Linked DNA regions of Homo sapiens: regions 1, 2, 3 and 5 are each linked to region 4. The links are chromatin loops, found by intact Hi-C in ENCODE. Cell type or tissue: dorsolateral prefrontal cortex. All regions are shown on one strand.

Region 1 (4,000 bases), 97 kb before region 4:
TAGAAGAATGTCATTCTGTCACCCAGGCTGGAGTACAGTGGTAAAATCCTAGCTCACTGCAGCCTCATGTTGATCATACTTAAAAAATAAATAAATAAATGAATGTTTTCAGGGCATTATTAGGAGTGTCCATAGGGGTATTTCAGATGGGTGTCACTGGCTCATGAGCACCTCCATTGTTTTTCTCTCCCTCTCTTTTTTTTAGAGTAAAGATGGCAAAAGTCCACTGCACATGACAGCTGTCCATGGAAGGTTCACACGGTCACAGACCCTCATTCAGAATGGTAAGAGAGATGCTTCAGTAGTGTCATTATTTCGATAGTTTCTTGTTGTGAATTTGGCTGTCAGTCACCTGCATATGAAAGTCGATGCCCTGTTTTGGAGTTTTAGTAAGCATGCAATTACATAATTCTTTGATGTACTTTGCTAAAAACTGTTCATCAGACATGTCATCAACATCCACCTTAATAGTAAAAACATAAAGCCACAGTTTCACAGTCAATTTGGAGTCAGGCACAGAGCATGAGCTTTGAAATTGGAAATGATGTATTTATGTAGGCTCAAGATCCTGTGCATCTCACTCTGAAACTAATAAAGGTAAGTAGCATTCATTTTCCAGCAACAAATCTGAATTATTTTTAAATTTTAGAGTTCACTATAATTTCCTAAGTTAAAACTTATTAAGCTAGTTGGGCAAAATTAGGAAAAATGAGATGACTTAGAGGAAAAGCAGGTAAGGATGTGATATAAAGGATCATAAAATCACAGGCTTAGGTGGGCGTGGTGGCTCACGTCTGTAATCCCAGGCACTTTGGGAGGCCGAGGTGGGCAGATCACCTGAGGTCAGGAGTTCGAGACCAGCCTGGCCAACATGGTGAAACTCTGTCTTTACTAAAAATACAAAAATTAGCCAGGAGTGGTGGCAGGTGCCTATAATCCCAGCTACTCAGGAGGCTGAGGCAGGAGAATCGCTTGAACTCGGGAGGAGGAAGTTGCACTGAGCCAAGATTGTGCCATTGCACTCTAGCCTGGGTGACAGAGCGAGACTTTGTCTTAAAAAAAAAAAAATTCACAGGCTTGACAGAGAAGACCTGGGAAAGTCACAGTAATATAGTAACTTTCTGGGCTTACGACAAAGGTATGCTTGAACCATCAGGTTGTCACTGAAGTCAAAGTACTAGGGAGTATCATTTTACATCCTGGTTCATGTTACTAATAGGGGGTCATGGCCAGCAGCATCACTTCTATTAGTAAATCTTAGAGAGTATTTAAAAAAGACAAAAACCAGGTTTAGTTCAGATTTTAAGCTGATATTCCAGGTCAATCTGGCAGTTCCTATTTTTAGTTGACCCATACTTCTACTTCTCAAAATTCTGATATTAGTCAGTTTCCTTGGACCTGTATTTTTCTCATCTATAAGAATTTCGGACCACATACACTTGAATTATTAGTGGCACTGAGTTATGTCTTAGTCACTTAAGACATAAAACAAAGAAGTCATTTGACATTTGGATGGAAGACCAGCCAGTGGAATTATGCTTAGCAAGCAAAATATCTGCAGCAAAGCAAAGGAAATTTATATGCATTCCAGTGAAGCTATAGGGAAAAGAAATCCTAACAAGTTTCCAGTGAGCCAAGGAAGGTAAAACAGAAATTAACCGTGCAATACCCATTATTTCTAATTTGAAATATGTGCTATGCCTTTGACATTCATTTTATTGAAAAGGCCACCGTGTTTTATTTTGCTGAATGTAAATAAAGGGGGTCGGGGGGAGTGACCCTAGTCTCTTTCGAGCACGTCTCTTATGCCACTGTATTTCTCAACTGTTTTTCAGAAATAATGTCCACCCCCCTTTAAAAACAAACAAAACTTTTAGAAACAAACAAAACTTAAACAGCTTGGTTCCCTTTTAGAGCAACTTCAAGCTCCAGAGACAAGGTTGGAGGGAAAACAACTTTTCTCCTTCTAAGCACTGCCTTCCCCGCAGGTTCATCCCTGTGCGTCAGGCCATGCTGGTCATCTCTATGACGCATCTCCTCTCTGTCCTGCTGGCATGCTTACAACAGTCCCAGGGGACTGCTGGCAGCTTTGGCCTCTGCAAGAGCCATGTGGGCTGGAAGAATTCCATGTCCTGCCTGGATATTCTTGCTAGACTTTTTTTGTTTATTTGTGTTTTTGTTGTTGTTGTTGTTGTTGTTGTTGTTGTTTTTTAAGACACTTTCTCACTCTGTTGCTCAGGCTGGAGTGAAATGGGGTGATCTCAGCTCACTGCAACATCTGCCTCTCGGGTTCAAGCGATTCTTGTGCCTCAGCCTCCCAAGTAGCTGGGACTACAGGTGTGCCACCATGCCCAGCTAATTTTTGTATTTTTACTAGAGATGGGGTTTTGCCATGTGTTGACCAGGCTGGTCTCAACTCCTGGCCTCAAATGATCTGTCCACCTTGGCCTCCCAAAATGCTGGGCTAACAGGTGTGAGCCACCGTGCCCTGCTGTTGCTAGACTTTTGAGTTGGGGGAGACCTAAAAGAGACCCTGTCTCTTATCCTCTGTGGTCAGGGGATCTTTGTTTCAGAACCTCTCTCATTCTTGGTTGTCCTGGCATCTTGCTTATGGATTGGGTGGGGTCCAGGGGCCTGAATTGATAAGGATATAGTGGCTATAATATGTAGCCTATTATATATAATGATAAAGCTAAGTGATAATGATAAAGCCAAGTGTTCATAGTGTGCCAGGCACTTGGCTAAACACCACTTATAAAGCCTTTCAACCACCCTATGAGAAAAAGGTACTATGATTATCTCCATTTCAAAGATGAGGAAGCTGAGGCAGAGAGGTTGTCACTTGTGTCTGGATAAATGGCCAGTATGTTGAGGAATAGGGATCTGAACACAGGAAGTCTGACATCAGAGACTGAACTCTCAACCACCACGCTTATAAACATGACCTCCAGAAACCAATGGTGTTTTAAAAAAATTCCTTTTAAAATTGAATTCTGTTTACTCTGAGAGTCACTTATATTTGAAATAGAGTTTTCCCTGTAAAAGGATGCTTTGGTATTCTCTTATCTCAACTGACAATTTTTTTGCATTCATAACACATGTGAGAACTGTGAATTCTTCCATTTGACATTTTTTAAAATGCCCTTGGGGAGAAGAAAAGGAAGTTCTTTTTTTACCTCCTGTTTGTTGGCTTCCTTCTGGGAAGAATCTTGGGCTGTTGCTGGGACACTCCCTCTCCAGAAGCTCATGCCCCTAGGGCCTGGTGTCAGTCCCCCCAGAGTGGGACATCACCTAGCAGGAGCCCCTCTGTCCTCCAGGACCACATGGGCACAGCATTTGGCTCCCTGAAGCAACTAAACATGCTACTGAGGAATGTTCTTTGTATTTATTTGTTTTGTTAAATTGCATTGGTGTTTGGACTTTGAATAGTTTTCTCTGCTTCTCTGACTGCTCTCCAGTCAGGATTACTAGTTTTCATAACTTTGTTTTTCCAGAATCATCCAGCTTTAGTAAGACAATAATGAAAAAAAAAACCCCACTCTTTTTTAGTTAGTAAGCAAAGACTACCTCTGCTATCCAATCACATTGTTTGTTGTCTGAAGCTGTGTTGTCACAGCAATAGAGGGAAAGCAACTGACCAAAGACAGCATCTGGTGTCTGAAGGCATTTGACCTCACCATTGGCCCTAGGCACCCCCCTCAGATGCCGTCCAGCAGGTTACACAAGTTCAAAAATGATGTTTTCTTCACAGAAGCTTTAAAAATAAATAGAGTTTGAAAAGGAAGAGTCAAGTTGTAGGTTAGGATGAGTCAATGTGAGATTTTTGACCCTTTGGCTCACAATCCTTCCAAGGCAACTTAATAAGCTGATCATTCTTGTTTGTGCAATGAAAAACTAATTTCAGATGAATGCTTAGAGGATACTAATTAATTATCCTTTCTGACATGCTCTGCATACTTCTAAACTGGCAAATGTTTATTTTCCTCACTGGTTGTCAATG
Region 2 (4,000 bases), 66 kb before region 4:
AAAAAACTAGGCATTCCCAGTGAAAACACGGAATGCATGTTTTCCTTACAAGCAATGTGGAGAATATGCAAATTCTACATTACTTTTATTATAATAATACTGTTGTTAGTATATATAGTTTGGCTATATTACAAATTCAATTTATTAACTGATTTTTAGGATATAATCCATTCAGAAATTGGGAATTGTGTGTCCACTAGCATGTTATTCCTATTGAGTGATTTCATTTAAAGAGTCAAATTCAATTTACAGTGAGTCATACCTGGGATCCTTTCCATGGGCATTTAATTACCAAAATAAAAAAGAACTTCCTTCCTTATAAGGTGCAAATGACCGAAGAGAGAATAATAGCAAGACTCTAAGAATAGTTTGATTTATTATTGACATGTGGGTATTTGGTTTTTTTAAAATGTATGGCTTTCATCAGTTTTTCTAGAAATTGAAGTGTCTGTTTTAATTGTCCCTATGTGTAATTGACTTTTTTCGTTTTGCCTTATACCAAAAGATAGGTAAATGCTATTTATAGTTTTTGGGTAAACTATAGAAATTTTCTATTGGAAGGTCTTATTTAATGTATGGGTTGATATTTAGAATCTTAACATTTTGATTTGAGTATGAAATTGAATCAGCTTGGTCTTGTAAAAGACATGTTTGTCCCACTGCCACAGGGATAATGCTGATGCTATGAAGCAGCGCTTCCTGACTAGTGACTCCCTCTTTCCCAGCAGGACTGGACCGTTTGCAGTAGGCCCTGAGCAGAACTTATTACATTCCTGGGTACTTGTGAACCAGAGTTTTGGGCTCTTCAGTGAAGGTGGAGCCGTGCTCCTTCCTCTAAGCATTCCAAAGACTGTGGCTTTTTCAGAAAAATTACAACTCTGCCTGAAAAGGCTTTAAACATTGATTTTTCAGGTCTATATTCCTAATGGTGAAATTTAAGCCTCTTTATTCATATGTGGTTATGAAGTTAATTCTTCATTCTTTAAAAATGCTTACCCATTCCTTTAATCTTTTTATTGTTTAGGCTATTCTTATTTTTTTTTCTTACTCTTTTTAACTTTCATTTTCTAACCTTTGATTTTATGGTGAGGTTAAGAGTAAACCCCTCCCTATTGAGGTTGCCCTGTTACTTGCCCTGATACTGACCACTTCTTTATTGAGACTTTGTTGAACATGGAGCTCCAAAACTTGCTATTCAGTAATCTTGATAACAGATGTTCTTACCTGAAGATGAGGAGAAAAAAATCGTAATTACCCTCTTTTTCCTAAAGCTTTTCCTGAATTCTAGAATGGCTATATTAAGCTCAAATAAAGATAGCTACAGAAAACATACACACACACACACACACACACACACACAATTTTCAACACATAAAACTTCATTGCTGTAGGATTTTTAAAGAAACAAACTCATAAAGTACTTCATGGAACGTTCGTAATAGGAGGATTTACATAAATTATCTTTTTCAGTCCAGAGATGTTTTCTAAAATAACACTTCATCTTTATACTTACAGATGTCTAGAGTTTCTGCTTCAAAATGATGCAAATCCATCTATCCGGGACAAGGAAGGTTACAATAGCATACATTATGCTGCCGCCTATGGGCACAGGCAGTGTCTGGAATTGGTGAGTTGTTTTGTTTTGTTTTCTCTAACACACACACACACACATACCCCAAATCACAGAGGCATTAACTGTTTTTTTCCAGAGTTGTAGCTCTGGCTTGTGTAAAAAGTGGGTCCATGAATCAGGATTTCATGAATTCTGATTTCAAAAAGTGTTTTTTCTACTGCACCATGCTGCCTTCCATTGCAGGTTAGAGCCCCACCACCACCCAAGGCTTTTAAGCACAGCACAAAAGCATGGTAGTCATCGATATAAGGCAGTACCATTTCTGCCTCCTAACACCAGCATTGCCATGGAAGTTGGTATAGACCTATTAGCAAATATGGCTTTGTGTTTAGATCCCATATAAGAAATGCTCCTCACAAAATGTGTATGCGTGTGTGTGTGTGTGTGTGTGTGTGTGTGTGTGTGTGGTAATCAGTGGCAGAGTGAAGGCTTTCTACTGTCACTACATATTATGAGCCTGCCTTCCAAAATATACTTAAGACACAGCTGTCTTTAATTGGTTTTCTCTATGAAAACCATGTCATAATTGTCATGATAAAACAAACTTTTATTATACAGTTTGTTATTATAGTCTTAATAATGTGTGCTGTTCTATAGTACTTTTGTGAGTTATCTTTAATCCTTCATAGTCTAGAAACTCAGGATAATTATCCTAACACCTTCTTTGTATAGAAATAACATATCGCATGCAATATCTTCATTTTTTCAGGAAGACCATTTTGGTACCATTATTTCTGTTATTCAAGTAAGAGTTTTTCCTGTCCATAAGAAGGTTTCACAAATTTTGTCTGAAAATGAAATTACCCCCCTTTGATTAGATCAACATTTGCCCTGTGTAATTTACAAAGAGATGACTATTTGTGACAATTATAAAACATTCAAAAACGGTTAGGAGGAGGTGTTAATTGATCTTAATTTACACTGTCAGTCGAACAGACCGGATTATCAATATAATTGGTAGAAGTGTTACTGTTGTTTGCTTTCAGGAAAGAAACCTCAGTCAGCCGTTTGTAACACAGGATGAAAGTTCTCCTCTCACTTTCCTGAATGGTTTTAGTGGGACAGAAAGTTTTATGTATTCCTATTTTGGAATGCATCCCAAAATTCCTCTGGGGTGTAGTTCGTACAAAGCAAAGATCCTAAGTAGGCTAAAAACATTCTTATGCCCCAACCCCTCCCAATCAAAACAAAACACAACCCTGAAAACAATCCTGGACTTTCCCCTAGGAGTGGAACCACAAATCAGGCCTTTGCAGGTATCTTATCCCCACTGCTGGCTCACCTAACTGTGGATGGATTAGAACAGGAGATAAGACAGGAGGAAAGGGTTCTGAAAGGAGGGAAAAGGGAATAGGGCCTGTCTTTGATACAAGTGTTAAGTGAATTTCAAAAGAAAACATATGTGTGGCCATAAGCGTATGAAAAAAAGCTCAGCATCACTGATCATTAGAGAAATGCAAATCAAAACCATAATGAGGTACCATCTCATACCAGTCAGAATGGCTATTAATAAAAAGTCAAAAAATAACAGATGCTGGCCAGGTTGTGGAGAAGAGGGAATGTTTATACATTGTTGGTGGGAGTGTAAATTAGTTTAACCATTGTGGAAGGCACTGTGGCAATTCCTCAAAGACCTAAAAGCAAAACTATCATTCAACCCAGCAATCCCACCACTGGGTGTATACCCAAAGGAATATAAATCATTCTAACCATAAAGATACATGCATATGTATGTTCATTGCAGCGTTATTTACAATAGCAAAGACATGGAATCAACCTAAATTCCCATCAACAGTAGACTGGATAAAGACAGTATGGTACATAGATACCATGGAATACTATGCAGCCATAAAAAAGAACTAGATCATGTCCTTTGTAGGAACATGGATACAGCTGGAGGACATAATCTTTAGCAAACAAACACAGGAGCAAGAAACCAAATACTGCATGTTCTCACTTATAAGGGGGAGCTAAATGATGAGAACACATGGACACAAAGAGGGGAACTACAGACACTGGGGCCTACTTAAGGGTGGAGGGTGGGAGGAGGGAGAAAATAAGAAAAAATAACTATTTGGTAAAAGGCTTAGTACCTGGGTGGCAAAATGATCTGTACAGCAAACCCCCATGACACAAATTTACCTATATAGCAAACCTGCACATGTACCCCTGAACCTAAAAGTTTTTTTAAAAACCCCAAAACAAGTATTAAATGAAGAAGTGGGGTTTTGAGGGGGATGCTTTTTCTCATATATTTTCCCTCTTTCTGTAGGAACCCAATATCTTAACAGTCTTTAAAACTCCAATTTCCTTGGGTATTAGATGTTAGGAAAGCAAACCAATTAACTTACATGCACTAGGAGGTGA
Region 3 (4,000 bases), 370 kb before region 4:
TACTAAAAATACAAAAAAAATTAGCCAGGCATGGTGGCGGGCGCCTGTAGTCCCAGCTACTCGGGAGGCTGAGGCGGGAGAATGGCGTGAACCCGGGAGATGGAGCTTGCAGTGAGCCGAGATTGCGCCACTGCACTCCAGACTGCGCAACAGAGCGAGACTCCATCTCAAAAAAAAAAAAAAAAAAAAGAAAAGAAAAAAAAGAAAATGTCTGTACAGCCAACGGTTTCCCTTGGGGGCTTTGAAATAACATCACCAGTGGTGTTAAGGTTCAAGTGTGATTCAGGGCCAGTGCATATTAGTGGACAGCACTTAGTAGCTGTGGAGGAAGATGCAAAGTCAGAAGATGAGAGGAGGAGGATGTGAAACTCTTACGTATATCAGGAAAGTGGTCTGAGGTGGTAGCAAGATTCCACAGAAAAAAGTAAAACTTGCTGCTGATGAAGAAGATGATGACGAAGATCACGATGATGAAGATGATGATGATGACTTTGATGATGAGGAAGCTGAAGAAAAAGCGCCAGTGAAGAAATCTATTCAAGATACTCGAGCCAAAAATGCACAAAAGTCAAATCAGAATGGAAAAGACTCAAAACCATCATCAACACCAAGATCAAAAGGACAAGAATCCTTCAAAAAACAGGAAAAAACTCCTAAAACACCTAAAAGGACCTAGTTCTGTAGAAGACATTAAAGCAAAAATGCAAGCAAGTATAGAAAAATGTGGTTCTCTTCCCAAAGTGGAAGCCAAGTTCATCAGTTATGTGAAGAATTGCTTCTGGATGACTGAGCAGGAGGCTATTCAAGATTTCTGGCAGTGGAGGAAGTCTCTTTAAGAAAACAGTTTAAACAATTTGTTAAAAAATTTCCATCTTATTTCATTTCTGTAACAGTTGATATCTGGCTGTCCTTTTTATAATGCAGAGTGAGAACTTTCCCTACCATGTTTGATAAATGTTGTCCAGGTTCCATTGCCAAGAATGTGTTGTCCAAAATGCCTGCTTAGTTTTTAAAGATGGAACTCCACCCTTTGCTTGGTTTTAAGTATGTATGGAATGTTATGATAGGACATAGTAGTAGCGGTGGTCAGACGTGGAAATGGTGGGGAGACAAAAATATACATGTGAAATAAAACTCAGTATTTTAATAAAGCAAAAAAAAAAAAAAAAAGAATGCATGCAGAACACAAGGCAACCGCCAGCACTTTAGTGTGCCTTGGATACCCCTCCAGGGCCCTTTTGCTTGCCTTTGTCTTGGCCTCTGACCTGGCCATACACTGAGGCAATGGGAGATGAAGTGGCCCGGGGACCAGCAGTTGCCAGGCAGCGGAGTAGCAGCTGGGGTGCTCAGAGTATAATTCAGTCCCCTCTTGCTATTGCCAGAACTTACCACCCTCTTCCAGGGGCCTCTGCCTTGGCACATGCAGTTGCTACTATCCAGAAAAGCCCTTTGCTTCCCCTTCAGCTGGCTGGTCCCCGCTAGTTCTTTGAGAATGGACTCCTTCGACTTCATTAGGACCCCCCTGGCGAAAGTGCTGCATTGACGTGCTCCCCCAGCACCTGGGGTGCACACACTTCTCCCTTGCTCTACGACGTGGAAGTCATCTGTTCAGTCGTCTTCCCCGATGGTCTGTGAATGGATACACAACTCACGCCCCCAGCACCCATCTGCCGCTCCCTGTACATGTGCAGACGGACTCAGTGAATGACAGCCGCCGCCTGAATTATTTCAGACAGGTTATTACTGCTGGGAGTTGTGCAAGAACTTCTAGGCAGCCAAGCAAGTAGGCATATTTTTAAGCAAATAATTCAATGGTCTTCATTCACAAGGTGGGAGAGTATTCTATTTCATCACCTGACAGAGCGTAAAACTGCTGTTCTGTGAAAACCTTTGTTCAAAATATTCTATTTCCTGTAACATTCTTAGCTTCTGACAGGGGGCAGCAGAGCCTAGGAAAACAAAGGCTGGCCCCGGTTAACTGGTGGCTTGCACACCTTTGGAGCCAGACCTTTAATGATTTTTGGGAGAAACCAGCCCTTGGTATCTGACAAACCTTACTGTTGAATAAAGATTGTAAGGTAAAGGCTGGCTTTTATTAACTTAACATTCTTTGAAGGCACCGCAAACAACTAACTGTTTTTATAAAAGGAAAAAAAAAAGACAAAAAATAAGGCAAATAACCATCTTTCTCATTTTATTACAGTCTTTAAATAAGATGGATGCTTATTTTTTGCCAGCAACTTGTAAAACGATGCTAGAGCATGAAATATTTCCAGCTGGTGTTAGGGAGAATGTCGAGATTTACAAATTATGACCAGATGCTGGGGCTATTGTCTCCTCATCCCCATCATCCTGGAAAAAAAAAGACTTAGTAAATAATAATAATTTTTAATAAACCTAGGCCAGGCATGGTGGCTCACTCCTGTAATCCCAGCACTTTGGGAGGCTGAGGCAGGCAGATCATTTGAGGTCAGGAGTTCAAGAGCAGTCTGCCCAACATGATGAAACCCCGTCTGTACTAAAAATACAAAAATTAGCCGGGCGTGGTAGCACGGGCCTGTAATCCCAGCTACAGGAGGCTGAGGCACAAGAATCACATCAACCCAGGAGGCAGAGGTTGCAGTGAGCCGTGAGCGAGACTCCATCTCAAACCAAACCAAAACAAAAAAACCAAAAAGCAATGAAAGCAGTTGAGATAATAATGAAAGCAAATAGCCAGAACCGAAATCCTCCTTGCCCCACCCATTATGGCATGAACCCTTGGGGGCCCAGGCTCATGCTTTCTGTCCCTACGTCCAGTGCCCAGCAGGCCTGGTGTGTGGCAGCAGGTGCTTGGCACACGCACATGGAATTGAAGGAACATCTCTGGCCTGTTCACATCTTAGTTCTCTAGGGGAGTTTCTAAGTCATATATGACACCCAATTGTCCCATAAATACACTCCATGGGGAATTTGCATTCAGAAACATGATCACCTTAGGCACGTACTATATCCCACAACTAACTTCAGGGAATCTGCTACTTTTCCATTCTTTAAAACTATGCAAAGGAGAGCAGGGGAAAGAAAAGAGGGAGGAGTCCATATGCTTGCCCATGGGTTTGCACAGGTAAGAGACACACAGGTGGGCTAGATCTGATTGGCAGTAATTTGGCCCTCAGTCCACATGGTCACCTTGAAACCAGGAATACAGAAGAGGTCTGCAGGGTATCCTAAGGTTCTCTGATGTCTGTCTCTGCCTTAGTCTAGGAGTCCTAGTATAGTTCAGCAGGAATTCCCTCATGTTCTCCTTTCTAGCATTGCATAGCACATTACATGAAGCTTCCTATTTTCTTACTATGTTTGTGTTTAGATTTCTGCCTCCAATACTGTCAGGTTCTGTTTGTACTTCTCAGAGGAAGATTTTTTTTTTTTTTTTTTGAGTCAGAGTTATGCTTTTGTCGCCCAGGTTGGAGTGAAATGGTGCCATCTCGGATCACTGCAACCTCCACTTCCCAGGTTCAAGTGATTCTCCTGCCTCAGCCTCCCAAGTAGCTGGGATTACAGGCCTGTGCCACCATGCCCGGCTAATTTTTGTATTTTTAGTAGAGACAGGGTTTCACCATGTTGGTCAGCCCATGTCAAACTCCTGACCTCCAGTGATCCGCCTGCCTCAGCCTCCCAAAGTGCTGGGATTACAGGCGTGAGCCACCACACCCGGCCCTCAGAGGTAGATTTTTATCTTTATTTTTTGAGACAGTGTCTTGCTCTGTCGCCCAGGCTGGAGTATACAGGCACAACGTGATCATGGCTCACTACAGACTTGACCTCTTGGGCTTAAGTGATCCTTCCGTCTCAGCCTCCTGAGTAGCTGGGACTACAGGCACACACCACCATGCCCAGCTAATTTTTAATTTTTTTTTATAGAGACAAGGTTTCACTATGTTGCCCAGGCTGGTCTTGAACTTCTGAGCTCAACTGATCCTCCCTCCTCAGGCTCCCAAAGTACTGGGATTATAGGCAC
Region 4 (4,000 bases):
GGAAAAAAATTCTGATTATGCCAATATGTTTAGGACTGAACTGACAGATAAAAGAATATGGTAATTCATTCAGCTGTTAGTTTATATTAGATGATTAGATCAGTAGATATAAATATAAGAATACATTAATACATTCAGTGTCTTTGGAGCAAATTATGTGACAAAAGAGAAAGAACACGAAACTCATATGGAACTGTGAGGTTTGTGCATTGTAGTGTTTCAGTCTAACTCTCCAGCTTGCCTGAGTTTTAATAAATATTCCAAGTGTTTTTCTGACGTGCTCTTGGGAGTGGTCTCTATCCATGGCCCAGGAAGCCCAGCCCCTCCTGTGGACTGTGGCGGGATTTGAGGTGAGCGAGCAAGCATGGGAGCCATTGGTTTCTTCTTTGCAGGCCTACAATGGGCACCATCAAGCCTTGGAAGTCCTTCTGCAGTCGTTGGTGGACCTGGACATCAGGGATGAGAAAGGCCGCACTGCTCTGGATCTGGCTGCCTTTAAAGGACACACAGAATGTGTGGAAGCGCTTATCAATCAGGGCGCATCCATCTTTGTGAAAGACAATGTAACCAAAAGAACCCCACTTCATGCCTCAGGTAGGTCTTGTCAAGGGCCTGATTACCCTAGTTTTGTGGCTTGTTCGTAAGTTTTAATAGAAGGAAAGCAGCATCTTCTTTCATCCCAGTTTTTTAAATATCAATTTTCTTTCCACATCAGATGCACTTCCACACTTCCAAAATGCTTTTGGCCTGCTATCCTCTTGGAGGTGATTGGTGTTCTCTGGCCAGGTGCTCTGGCCTTGTTAACTCAAAAGAGAGTTCAGAACTTTTGGCTAAAAGCTACCACAAAACATTCTGAACAAAGGGCAAGGTGTAATGCAATCTTCAGAACAAGTTACATAGAACAAAATACATCAAAATCAAACAGTATTTGAAAGCATAAAACCAATAGCAGGTTTTATGGCTATTTCATATTCATATTAATGTATTCAGGGCTATTTCGCATAAGGAATCATAAGGCAGCAATCAGTACATCATTCTGCCAGCCTAAATGATGTTTCTTAGCTTTTTTACACATCGATGTAAAAATCAAGACGCTTTAAAAGTACATGTATATATCAAAAAGAAAGTCATTTGCCTTTTCTGGGATTTTTCTTCCATGCCCATGAAAACCTGTGTCAAGACACTTCTAGATATATACACAGACATAAGGGTAATATGGAAGAGTCTCTAGCTCAGCTAAGGCATAGATATCTTTGGCTCAGGAAATCCAGTGATATCAGCCTTTGATTAGGGTAGTAGATAACATTTTGTAACGATAAATAACTGTCTTACTTGGTGAAATGGGTGTATTGAGGAAGCAAATAAGTGAAGATACTTTTTCAAAAGACTTTATGATTCTTGTTACTTGGGAAAATTTTCCCAGAATGATAGACCTTGTAAAAAACTATTTCCATCTATGTCCCTGAATTTCCAAGCCACTGAAGAAAAACAATACAGAGGTTGAAAAAACCTAATTGTTGCCTACTTACTTGGAAATGATTGTTGCTGGAAAAAAAAAAAACGTTAGCCATAAGGTTAGTAATAGTTGGTGTGGTTGAATTATAAATTCTCATTTCTCATCACATTTAGTCTTTTTTCTCCCCAGCCATTCTTGTTATTATTATAAAATTCAAATTTTGTCCTCCTTTTTAAAAGATTAGTTGCTATTTTTAAGAGAAGCATCCTATTTTTGTTATTATATAATTCCTGACAATTACAAAGGGCCTACTTTGATTGTGGAAAATCGCCCTTATAAACAGGTAAACAATGAAGAACAATCATTTTCACTCATTTGCCAGTGTGATATGGGTTGTGGTCCAGTGAAGCCCCCTAGTGGTCAAGAAGACTCAGTCAGCTTGGATTTTCCTCCTGTCATTCACTAAAAAGACACTGTCACTGGACTGTTCACAAAATGTCTACTGTGCAGAAGCTTTAGCGTGTGCTTTGAGGATCTGCTTACCCAAAATCTTTTTCAACTTTTTTGAGAGGCCAATATTTTGAGTTTCAAATCCTCAGAGCACTATGAGGAGCAAGAGCCAGGACGAGTATGAGAGGTTTTGGCACAGATAGTTGGAGTGACAGTTTGTAGTCTTTGAGTCGTGTGAAAAATGGTTGTCACTCATAGGAAGAGGCTGAGCTGGTCTGAGACAAAGCTGAACTTGGCAGCAGAGCTAAAGATGTTAGCATCTTTTTGCTAGAAGGCAATTTGGGGAAAAAGAAATGTAGTGTGTAGGAAGCCAAAGAGAATTTAAGTTTGGCTACCAACTTCAGGGGAACTTAGATTTACCTGAGGGGCTGGGCGCAGTGGTTCATGCCTGTAATCCCAGCACTTTGGAAGGCCGAGGAGGGCAGATCACCTGAGGTCAGGAGTTCGAGACCAGCCTGGCCAACAAGGTGAAACCCCATCTCTTCTAAAAATACAAAACTTAGCTGGGCATGGTAGTGTGCATCTGTAGTCCCAGCTACTCGGGAGGCTGAAGCAGGAGAATCGCTTGAACCCAGGAGGCAGAGGTTGCAGTGAGCCGAGTTCACGCCACTGCACTCCAGCCTGGGCAACAGAGCTAGACTCTACCTCAAAAAAAAAAAAAAATACCTGAGGGCTATTAGCTAAGTTCAAAAAGCTACTGTACCAAAAAACAAAACAAAACAAAACAAAAGCACAACTGTAGAAACTGTTTTGCTATCTAACACATTGGGTGAGTTATATGAAGTTAGATAATTTTTTTCTTCTTATGTTTAGCCAAATATCAAATGTCACTTGAACTATTATGATTATGACTATTTAGAGTATTAAGTTGCTACAGAAAGAGGAACCAGTCAAAATATGCTGTTTTTCCATGTTCATGAACCTGCCATCTGCAGTATTCAGCTGTCAGTCCTTTGCCAGTCATTTCCTTTTAGCCATACATTAAACTTCTTGCCTACTTCACCAATGGTAGCAGATTTAGTGTAATTGTAAGAACAAAAAACATAACAGCAGCAGCAACGACATATTACCTGTACTCCAATCCACAGAATTTCCTCCCGAGATACATAAATGGAATGTTGCTGAGAATTAGCTGAATGCAATGGTCTACAAAATGTGCACATTATTCCTGTAGTTCATTTGAGTGCTGTTGATGAATGCAAGCTAATTCCAGTATGTATGTATTGTCCCTGAAAAAATGTGTCATTGTTAAATTAGCATTCTCTCGTGGCTGGCAAGCAAATAAAAGGTCTGTAAAATGCAGCTCTTAGGAGAGCCTTTATCAACCTCACATAGCGGCGTCTATTCCCTTCTCTCTCCACATCCATAATGTGGCAAATACAATGTACTTTGTGGCCTTCTCATTGTTAGAGAGGAGAGAAGGTCACATTTGGAATTTTAACCACGGTTGCTCTCATCTTACTCCCTGAGTGGGAAGTCATGCCTATCATAAGGCTTTGGTTTGCGTTCAATAGCCTGGCAGAAAGCAGCTTACCCTGAGGTTATCATCACAGGTTTGCTTCCCAGCCCCTGTGGGACCACTACAGCCTTCTAAAGCTGCCTGGAATTGGTGTGCACAGGAGTGCATCCAGTGCTCCCGCCCCAGCCGGTCCAGGCCTGCCCCGCATGGGGGCCGCATTTCCTGCCCACATTGGCCCCCACTCGGTCCGCTGGGCGAGGAGGGGCAGGGGGAGGCCCAGTCTGGCCTAGGAAAGGGCTCCCAGGGAGCCCAGTCACACCTCGGCCAGGCACGAGGATGCCTGGGAAGTCAGAGAAAGCGCCGCCTGTGGCTCGGTGACCGTGGGGCTGAGGGACCGTCACTCAACAGTGAGCGGATGGAGCGTGCACACCCAGCCGGCGTGAGGTTTTGTTTTCTGCCACCACCCATCAGTCAGAGCTATTGCAGGAATACCTCTTCTGAATATCTACCTCAGAATGTAAAACGACCTGGGAGAAGAGGCGGCCCCAGGTCCCTACTCCCTTCCCTTCTGACCG
Region 5 (4,000 bases), 160 kb before region 4:
ATCTCATTTTAATTCAACTTGAAATTGCCACCAGTTTCTACCCTTCCATATTTGCCTTCATGAACATTTCAGACTTTAACAAAAATCTGATCTTTTTACTGATATTAAAAAGACATATGAAAATGTGTTTAGCATTAAGCATTTATTTTCAAGTCTAAGAAAGATAAAGATGCACAAAGCTTAAAGAAGTTGCTGCCAGTGACTCAGTCATTATTAATATTGCTCTAGGCACAATGAATTGGAATGGTGTTAGAAAGATTTTCTCTAGGGAAGACTACATTATGACAGCATTTTCCAAAGTGTGTTTCTCAGAGTCCAGAACAAGTCTGACAAGTGTTTAGGAGGGAAAGAAAGGGAGTTTTGTGGCCAAGTAAACTTGGGAAGCACTTCTACCACAAATTTCCTTGTATTTTAGTGATTTACAAGGTAACTGTCATATTAAAGGTTCTGAGAATTCCTGCCATAAGGGAATCTGTTTAACTTTCTTGAACACCGTGTTTCTCAATGTCATTTGGCTTTGAATGCCTCCCAGTTTTTTTTTTTTTTTTTTTTTTTTGGAAACAGGGTCTTGTTCTATCGCCCAGGCTGGAGTGCAGTGGAATAATCATGGCTCACTGCAGCCTCAACTTCCTCGGTTCCTACAAACCTCTCACCTCAGCCCCCCAGGTAGCTGGGACTACAGGCACACACCACCATGCCCAGCTAATTTTTGTATTTTTTGTAGAGATGGGGTTTTGCCATGTTGCCCAGGCTAGTCTTGAACTCCTGGACTCAAGAGATCCATCAGCCATGGCCTGCCAAAGTGCTTGGATTACAGGCATGAACCACGTACCTGGCCTCCTCCCTCTTTTTTTTAAAAAATTTTTAACAGCTGGGATGATCCCTCAGAGCCAGTGGAATATACCTCGAGACATACTGCTCTAGAATTAGAGTCTCTGGAATAGTCTGTGGCAGTGGTTCTCTAACTTGAGTGTGTATCAGAATCCTGGAAGGCTTGTTAAAATACAGATTGATGGGCTTTACCCTCAGAGCTTCTGATTTGGGAGGTCCAGGGTGGGGCCTGAGAATCTGCATTTCTAGTAAGTTCCGGTGATGCTGATGCTGCTGGTTGGGGACTGCACTTTGAGAACCATTGGTCCGTGGTCAACTGGGAGGAAAACAGATGTTCTGGAGGTGGGAGTGGAGTAGGGTATCACAATCCACTGCTACATAGTATGCAAGTAAATTTATTCACTCAACATATACTGACAGAATCTGCTATGTGTCAGGCACCATGACAGGTGCTGGGGTTGTATTAGTGGTGGACACAGGCCTGGTCCTTGCATCAGGAGTTTACAGTGTATTGGAGAGAAAGGAAGTAAACAGGTAAAGGAAATGAATGAATAGGTACTTATAAACTGAGAAGACTGCTATGAAGAAAGCCAAGTGTGCTATGATACTAACAAAAGGTAGTTAGGAAAGGTCTCTTGAGGTGGCAGTGACATTTAAGCTGAGACTGGCCATGAGAAATTGGGGGCCATGAGAAGATTGGGGGGAATGTTTCAGGCTGGATAAAGACAGGAGCAAAGGCCCCAAGGAGGGTTAGGGGAGAGAGTGCAACTTCCCAGAAGAAAATTAAGGCCAGTGTGGCTGAAGGAGAGTGAAGGAGGGGGAAGGTGGTAGAAAAGGAAGTTGGAGAGGAGACAAGAAAGGGGCCGGTCATCAGAGCTGAGCGAGGAGTTTGGATTCCACTTAGGTGCACAATGTTCTGGAGAATATTTTGGAAAGTCACTCTGGGTGTTGTGTGAATTACAGATTGTGACAGGGAGAGTAGAAGCTGTGAGAGCAGCAGGAAGACCATAGTTGGGGTCAGGGCAGAAATGATGTGCCTGAAGTAGGGTGTTTGCAGTGGCCATGACGCCATGTACTCATGAGCTCTAGGGGGCGCCACTCACATGGATTACGGTACTTCTAACCTCTACATGGGGAGAGCTGCAGATTGCTTCCAAGTGTGTCATGAAGGTAGACCACTCAGGATTTGATGATGGATTCAATGTGAGGGGCAAGGAAGAGAGAGCATCTAAAAATGAGTCCTGAGTTCCCAGCCTGAGCAATAGGGAGAAGAAGGGGAAGAGCTAGAGGAGGAGAAGGAGCAATTCATTTCTGAGAGAGGAGACAGAACTAAAGAGTTGCTTCGCAGGGGACAGCAAAGTGACAATTGCCACCATTATTCTGCACATGTAGTAATTGGCTGTTTGCTGGTACACAAAGGAAATGATGATGGGGTTTAATAAATCTTGTTGTTAGAGTCCCCTGTATATTTTAATAATCAATGACTGCCTGGTTACCCTGAGTTTGAAAATAAATAAGGCCATTTAACACTAAACATAATGTTGTCTTTCTATAATAATTCAGAGAGCACTTCAGAATCTCACAGAGACTTTTACTATTGCAGTATAAAAACCACCCCAAAGTTTAGTGGCATAAAACAGCCAATTGATGATGCTCATGGATTTTGTGGGTTAAGAATTCCAACAGGCACAGTGGGATAGCTTTTCTCTGTTCTGTGGAAAGACTTGTCAGCTGGGGTGACTTGACAGATGGGGGCTGGAATCATCTAGAGGTGACTTCACTCACATGTCCGGTGGCTGATGCTGGCTGTCAGCCTGAACACTTCTATGTGGCCTTTCCATGTGGCCAGGGCTTCAGTTCAGCAAGGCAGCCACAAGGTTGTTGAACTTGTGACAGGGCGGCTCAAGGCTCCAAAGACAAGTCATTTTTGCAAAACTCTTGAATCTCTGAATTATATGTTACAGGTAGCTAAATTCATGTTCTGCCCAATAGAATGCTAGATAAAAAGAGATGGCTCTGCTCAACATGCTGCCTCTGGGATAGTCTCACTCTTAGGGAAGAAGAGTATGGTAAAGGGGAAAATCTGCATGTTTTGCATGAAACCAGATGACAAAGATCATCACTTTGGCTGGAAGACAGTCATGCAGTTAACAAGTATTTTTTCAGTTTCTTCCACATGCCCAGCCACGGGAGGTGAAGCAACCAAGTATAGTTCATGCTTATTAGAGAATGTTTGTAAATTAAGACATAGAAGAATGGTCTTGAACTATTTAAAAACATCACCTGGATGTAGATTTCCCAAAACCCCTGCTCTTAGATGCATTCTGGTGGGCTTCATTGACAAAGTAACAATACACAGTATTTTCTTTAACTGTAGAAATTATTCTTGATTTGGGTTCTGGGAAGTCTTCGATGATTGGAAGATACCCATCTAAGATAGATGGTCTAGCTCTTAGATAAGATCCTTGATGTAAGGTATGTAGATTCCAAAAAGGGGAATATAGGCATCTTAGGAAGTGTGCCAGATGATCCACTGGGGGCAATGAAATATCTACTTCAATCTGTTTTTAAAAAATTAAAATGTATATTTTATGTGTATCTTATTGCATATTAAATATGATAATATAGTGGCATGTATATGAAGTTTATGAAAGAATAAAAATGTATGTGTTCAAAAAGACTTTTTTTTTTTCTTTTGGCTGATTGGTGGCAGGCGCTGCTGAAAGGCAAATGTCTTATTTCTACCTTATAGCTAATGCTTTTCAAACTTTGATGTGCATACACATCACCTGAGGAGGCTTGATTTTTCTCAGCACAGTGCAAGAGTGACTGGAATTTGGGAAAATGATTCACACAGTATAAACTCAGACTGATTTATAAACAAAAATACCACATATATTAATTTCTATTAGCTTAAAAACTAGACCTGTCACTTATGATGTTATGCTTTTATTCTTGGACAAAGTAATTTCTCTCAGGACACTATATATCACATAAGAATTGACTTGATTTATCTTGAAAAGAAAATATTTGGTTCCTAAATGGTATTTGCAAGAAGTCAATATAGCCTAGCGATAGGTTATTCTAGGATACAGCATAGAATAGTGGCTAAGAGTGTGAGCATTGGTGGCCAGAGTGCCTGGTTCCAAGTGTGGCTCTGCTGTCTACC

Evidence for each region. Peaks named below come from ENCODE experiments on the same cell type or tissue, not always from the same donor. Only the 100,000 strongest peaks of a DNase experiment are listed, where the experiment ranks them.
Region 1: a loop joins it to region 4, with 4 times the contacts of the local background. A loop is called at or near these places in 24 of 110 quality-filtered maps.
Region 2: it touches region 4 in a loop (4-fold over the local background); 5 of 110 quality-filtered maps call a loop at or near these places.
Region 3: a loop joins it to region 4, with 2.7 times the contacts of the local background. A loop is called at or near these places in 72 of 110 quality-filtered maps.
Region 5: it touches region 4 in a loop (8-fold over the local background); 37 of 110 quality-filtered maps call a loop at or near these places.

The regions. Positions count from the first base shown.
Region 1 is chr2:197,107,050-197,111,049 of GRCh38, reverse strand. It overlaps ANKRD44 (ankyrin repeat domain 44), which reads left to right. Exons shown (of 28, transcript NM_001195144.2): 9 at 206-284. Among named protein-coding and RNA genes, the nearest start is that of ANKRD44-AS1, 89 kb to the left of the region's middle. In dorsolateral prefrontal cortex, a CTCF peak has its summit at 1,910; a DNase peak (open chromatin) is centred at 2,099; H3K27ac peaks cover 2,989 bases.
Region 2 is chr2:197,076,330-197,080,329 of GRCh38, reverse strand. It overlaps ANKRD44 (ankyrin repeat domain 44), which reads left to right. Exons shown (of 28, transcript NM_001195144.2): 16 at 1,516-1,627. Among named protein-coding and RNA genes, the nearest start is that of ANKRD44-AS1, 120 kb to the left of the region's middle. In dorsolateral prefrontal cortex, a CTCF peak has its summit at 1,626; a DNase peak (open chromatin) is centred at 1,605; H3K4me3 peaks cover 672 bases; H3K27ac peaks cover 3,355 bases.
Region 3 is chr2:197,376,537-197,380,536 of GRCh38, reverse strand. It overlaps the pseudogene NPM1P46. Among named protein-coding and RNA genes, the nearest start is that of SF3B1, 56 kb to the left of the region's middle. In dorsolateral prefrontal cortex, CTCF peaks have their summits at 1,718 and 1,918; DNase peaks (open chromatin) are centred at 1,663 and 1,956; H3K4me3 peaks cover 789 bases.
Region 4 is chr2:197,010,105-197,014,104 of GRCh38, reverse strand. It overlaps ANKRD44 (ankyrin repeat domain 44), which reads left to right. Exons shown (of 28, transcript NM_001195144.2): 18 at 393-594. Among named protein-coding and RNA genes, the nearest start is that of PGAP1, 85 kb to the right of the region's middle. In dorsolateral prefrontal cortex, CTCF peaks have their summits at 1,646 and 1,863 (motif pointing left); a DNase peak (open chromatin) is centred at 1,884; H3K27ac peaks cover 2,588 bases.
Region 5 is chr2:197,166,747-197,170,746 of GRCh38, reverse strand. The region is part of intron 2 of ANKRD44 (ankyrin repeat domain 44); the gene reads left to right. Among named protein-coding and RNA genes, the nearest start is that of ANKRD44-AS1, 29 kb to the left of the region's middle. In dorsolateral prefrontal cortex, CTCF peaks have their summits at 1,711 and 1,914 (motif pointing right); a DNase peak (open chromatin) is centred at 1,916; H3K4me3 peaks cover 251 bases; H3K27ac peaks cover 1,652 bases.